2 separate regions of the Homo sapiens genome follow, and region 2 is linked to region 1. The links are chromatin loops, found by intact Hi-C in ENCODE. Cell type or tissue: breast epithelium. All regions are shown on one strand. Each heading gives the region's core, and the rest is flanking DNA. Links, peaks and the distances in the headings are about the cores only. Region 1 has its middle 44 kb from the start of GOT1-DT. Region 2 holds the start of LINC01475 (long intergenic non-protein coding RNA 1475).

What was found. Peaks named below come from ENCODE experiments on the same cell type or tissue, not always from the same donor. Only the 100,000 strongest peaks of a DNase experiment are listed, where the experiment ranks them.
Region 2: a loop joins it to region 1, with 15 times the contacts of the local background. A loop is called at or near these places in 6 of 110 quality-filtered maps.

The regions. Positions count from the first base shown.
Region 1 is chr10:99,473,738-99,476,539 of GRCh38, forward strand. No RefSeq gene overlaps it. Among named protein-coding and RNA genes, the nearest start is that of GOT1-DT, 44 kb to the left of the region's middle. In breast epithelium, for the core only: no CTCF peak of the experiment used is centred there; no DNase peak of the experiment used is centred there.
Region 2 is chr10:99,529,361-99,532,162 of GRCh38, forward strand. It overlaps LINC01475 (long intergenic non-protein coding RNA 1475), which reads right to left and starts at 1,817. Exons shown (of 5, transcript NR_120618.1): 1 at 1,652-1,817. In breast epithelium, for the core only: no CTCF peak of the experiment used is centred there; no DNase peak of the experiment used is centred there; H3K4me3 peaks cover 340 bases; H3K27me3 peaks cover 2,500 bases.

The sequences.
Region 1 (2,802 bases), core at 52-2,551:
ATTTTTTATAGTGGCAACACCATTTTACATTCTCATCAATAGTAAACAAGCATTTCAATTTCTCCCATCCTGACCAGCAATTTTTTTTTTCTGTTTATTTAGGTCTTTTTTTTTTTAATTTACTTTTATTTTGGTTCAGGGTACATGTGCAGTTTTGTTATGTAGGTAAACTTAGGTCTTTCTGATAGTACCCATCCTCATGAATATAAGGTAATATCTCACTGTGTTCTTCTTTTTGTTTGTTTGTTTTTGAGACGGACTTTCGCTCTAGTTGCCCGGGAGGTGGCTCCCGGGTTCAAGCGATTCTCCTGCCTCAGCCTCCCAAGTAGCTGGAATTACAGGCATGCACCAACACATCTGTATTTTTTTTTAGTAGAGACAGGGTTTCTCCATGTTAGTCAGGCTGGTCTCAAACTCCCAACGTCAGGTGATCCGCCCGCCTCGGCCTCCCAAAGTGCTGGGATTACAGGTGTAAGCCACCATGCGGGCCTCACCGTATTTTTCATTTGCATCTCCCTAATGATTAGTGATGTTTAGGATCTTTTCATATGCTAATTGGCCATTTGTATATCATCTTTGGAGAAATGTCTATTCAACTTTTTGCCCATTTTTAAATTCTTTTTTGTTCAGCTGTAGCAAGAATATATATTTTTTAAAAATCTAAATCACATTTGTAGACATGAAAACAATATGTGAGATAAAAAATAATCTGGATGATATTAGTGGCAAATTAAACACAGCAAGCAAAGATTAGTGACATTGAAGATAGAGCAATAGGACTATCCAAAATGGAACAAAGAAAATATAGTATTTTAAAAACATCCCACCATTAGATCTGACAAAATTAAATAAATAAATAAAAATAAAAACAGAGAATCAGTAATTTCTTTCTTTCTTTCTTTTTTAAAGACAGAGTCTTGCCCTGTCACCCAGGCAAGAGTGCTGTGGCACGATGATTTTGGCTTACTGCAGCCTCAATCTCCTGGGCTCAAGTAATCCACCCACCTCAGCCCCCCAAGTAGCTGAGACAACAGGTACATGACACCACACTTGGCTAATTTTTACATTTTTTGTAGAGATGGGGTTTTGCCATGTTGCCCAGGCTGGTCTTGAACTCCTAGGCTTAAGTGATCCACCTGCTTCACTCAGCCTCCCAAAATGCTGGGATTATAGGCATGAGCCACTTTACCTCACTAGTAATTTCTTTAAGAAGCCTAATATACACATAATTGGAGTCCTCCAAGAAAAGGAGAGGGAAGAGGGCCAAAAATATATTTTTCCAAACATTATGAAAATCCATAGATCCAAGAAGCTCAGTGAACCTCCAGTATAAGGCAAATGAAAAATAACACCAAGGCACATCATAAACAAATTAGTCAAAATCAGTGATAAAGAGAAAATATTACAAGTAGCCAGAAAAAAGAAAGAAAGACACACTGCTTACAGAGGAACAAAGATAGGTTGACAGATTTGGTTTTGGAAACAATGCAAATGCTTCCTTGTGAGGTAGGAACATCATTAAAATATTGAAAGGACAAAAAAGTATCAGGCAAGAATTCTATACCCTGTGAAAATATCTTTCTAAAGCGAAAGCTGAAAGAATTCATCACCAGCAGGATCATACTAAGAGAATTATTAAAATAAATCCTTCCAACAGAGAGATGATTATAACAAATGGAAATATGGATCTACACAAAGAAATAAGAAAGCTGGAAACAGGTAAATATATGTCTTATTATACTTCTTTAAGTCTCTTTGAAAGCCCATTTATTGTCTGAACAAAATAACAACGTAGCATGGAGTTTATAACATATGTAAAAGTAAAATGTATGACACCAATCACACAAAGGTCAGGAGGGGAGAAAGGAAAGTATACTATTGTAAGGTTGTTATACTAAATATAAAGTGGAATAATATCATTTGAAAGTAAACTGTGATATACTAGACATGTATCTATAATCCCTAAAGCAACCACTAAAAGCTGTTATAGATAATAAGGCAACAAAGGAGATAAAATGGAATCACAAAAAAATTAACCCAAAAGAAGGCAGAAAAGGATGGAAGGGGTAGAAGAACAGATGGAATAAATAGCAAGATAATAGATTTATTGGTTCCCTCCCCCCATTCCCCCCCCCAGTCAAGTCCTCAGAGCAAAGGATGATAGATTTAAACCTAGCCAATTCAAAATCAGAGATAGTTAGATTGGATTTTTTTAAAGCAAGAAGCAACTGTATGCTATCTATAAGAAATGTACTTCAAATCTAAAGACACATATGGGTTAAAAGAAAAGGGACAGGAAAAGATATTCCATGCCGACAGTTAGCAAAAGGAACCTGGAGTTGCTATGTTAAGGCAGTATAGATTTCAGAGCAGAGTATTATCAGGGATAAAGATGTCAAACCATTTCATCAAAAGAACATAACACTTAGGTGTGGTGGTTCATGCCTATGATCCCAGTTCTTTGGGAGGCCAAGGCAGGAGGAACACTAGAGCCTAAAAGTTTGAGACTAGATGAGATCTCAAAGCGAGATCCCATCTCTATAGAAAAAAAAAAAAATTAAAAATCAGCTGGATGTGGTGTTATGTGCCTGTAGTTCCAGCTACTTGGGAGGCTGAGGCAGGAAGAGTCCCTGAGCCTGGGAGGTGGAGGGTGCAGTGAGCCGTGATCGTGACACTGCACTCCACCCTGGGCAACAGATTAAGACCCTGTCTCAAAAAAAGAAAAGAAAAAGAAACAACATAACAATCTAGAACATTTACGCGCCTAAGAACAGAACTTCAAAATACAGGAAGCAAAAACTG
Region 2 (2,802 bases), core at 160-2,659, 56 kb after region 1:
TTACATAATTAAATGACAATTTGAAAAGTTGAGAGACAACGGGATAAGCAGTGGCATTTACAACTAAAATTATCCATTATCTGCCTATATTTATATGTGCATTAAGCAATCTTTGTGTAGACAATAACAGCTATGAGAACACTTAACAGTTTTCAAAAAATTGTCACATTTTTCATTTGATAATGCATTTATTGTAATGGCTAGCATGTGGTTTTCCTTAAAAAAAAAAAAAGGTACAGACGTTTAGGCATCTATACAGCACTTCCCCTTCAAGGACTTTGCCACCATTTACTGATGATCTTTAATCATAGGGTGGGGGAGAGAGCTTGTATAAATGTATGAGGTGATGAAAGGGTAGGAAGGCAGATACACTCGATTAAAATAAAATCAAACGCTTCCATGGATGCAGCCATACTTACTTTATCTGACAGTAATTAGCTAAACTGTCTGGAACGAAAACCTATTATTAGTAGAGCACAGCTCGAGGATTTCAAAGATCTACTTTTCAGACAAGAGAATGCAAATGCCCCAGAAGGCGATGGTAACTGGATAGGCGTTGGAACCAGATCCCACTCTGATAAGAGACTCCTGCGGAGCGACTGCTGCTGTACAACTACGGCTCTCGAGTTCTCCTCCTTTCAGGCCCGCGGCCGTCGAGGGTACAGGCTGCGCGCGCGGGAAAAGGAGGCCACCTAGATGAGATTGGCCTGGCGGGGATCCCTGCGGGGAAGCACGCCACTGGGGAACCAGACCAAGGGAGTCTGAACAATACTGAGGGGGTAGCTGGAGACAACCCAAACTCCTGCTCTGGGCATAAAACTCAGATCAACCTTAGGGATGCGGTAGCGGATAGAGGTTTTCCGCAGGCTGGAACAGCACTACACTGGGCTGGGTATGAGGAAAGGAAGCGGCGATAAGGTCTAGGCGCCGCCCGCTAGGCCCCTTCGCCTGGAAGTCCTCACAGGCCCTGGTGGCCTACTGAGGAGCAACCTGCCCAGGGTCCTCAAGAGACAACCGCTTAGGCCTGGCGCAAGGTACCTGGCCCGGGAGCGGCTGGGGCGGCGGAATTTGGGGTAGAGGGGCACCCGTGGGCCGGCTGGTGGGGAGGAGACAGCCCCCTGCATGAGCTCACAGAGGCGCCCTGGTGGGCTCCGGCGGCTGCAGAGCGTCTGTGGGCGTGTATTGGCGATCAGGCGCTGGAGGGGCGCTTTGTCCTGGTCGCAGTTTTAAGACCTGGATTGTTGGGCTAGATTTATGAAAGGCCTAGGAGCGAAGCGAGATGGGAAGCAAGGGAATGTAACAAGGAGAAATGCAGGCTTCGGTTGGAAACTGGGGAGAGAGAGATTGTTTCGATAGCCTTTCTCCTTTTCTTTTTCCAGAATCATGAAATCACCGAGGAGAAGAAAACTGGGGACTAGAAGAGAGCAGAAACATTTCCCCTGAGACAGTTTTGCCCCGGAGGTGGGGTGGGGAAGTGGCGCTGGAGCTCAGCTTCCTGCTTTTATGCTCGGCGGCCACCGTGATGCACACACACTCGAGGTCCGCCACCCCGCAGTGCCGTGCACCCCTCTGCCCCCACCTCGGAATTTTTGTGCCCGAGCGCTCGGGATCCACGGCAAAACCAGGCACATTCCTCCCTCTGCAGACTCACCGCCTGGTTTGTAGACACTGGTCTCCGCCTGGGGCGTCAATAGTTTCAGGATTTAAAGCAGAAAGACACCGGGCGCCCCTGTGGCTGAGGAATGGCGGTTCCAGCACAAGACCCTGCCCACAGAGGGTCTCTCCCTACTGCCTGCGGGCCGCCGCTACCCTAAGTACTCCGGGGCGCACGTGGCCCGCGCGGCATCCCAGCTCCCCGGGCGGACCCAGGGGCTGCCTCTCCACAACAGTTCCGCTCCCTTCTGCAGAGCCCCGCCTCTCCCACCTCCCGACAGGCTGTTCTTTCTCCCTTCAACCTTGGGCACCCACTCCTGTCGCCGTTGCGGGACCCGCGTGGCAGCCCTCCACCCTCGTACCCACTCCCAGCCGGTGTCTTATGCCGCTCGGAGGCAATGTCCACCGTCCCTGCACCTTTCACCTGCCCCTTCCAGGTGAGACGGGTCTCTTTCAGCTCCGCCATCCTGACCGCCAAAAAATGCTTGGATTGGCTGGGGCCGGATGAGGACAGCCACGGTTGAGCTGGAACCGTTCCCTATTTTTTTAAGGCCAGCGCTGCACACGGGTCTTTCTGTGGCCCTCAAAGCAGCGCCCGCTGCTCCTCACTGGGCTAGGCCTGGTAGCGAGCAAATGCCTATTGTGGGAGAAGATGGTCCCAGAGTTTCCAGCTCAGAGTTTCCAGAATCTGTGGGGGACTGTATAGACTCCCCCAGAAAACAACCAGGGCCTCATGAAGGTGCCAGAAGGCGTGTAGGTAGAGAAATTTTAAAAGCCTGTCGGAGAGGCAAGGCCTACATTCAGGCTCCTGATTTCAATAGGTGGAAAAGAAGGCTGCCAAGGCTGGGTCACCTCCCTTGTGAGGACAGATCCTGCTCTCAGTATGTGCCACACTCCAGCCACGCACCACCAATGCAGTCAACAAACACTGCTTGACCTCCCATACAGAAAAGCAGTCGTTGACACGTACTGAGCGCTTAACACGCGTGAGGCCGTGCACTAAGATTCTGGCATGTTTTGCCTCATTCAACCCTAGCAACAACCAAAAAAGGTATTACTGCCTTCGTTTTATAGACGAGAAAACAGACTTAGAAACGCCGAAGATCACACACTGACTAGGCCAAGCAAGAGCTGTCGAATACCAAAGTT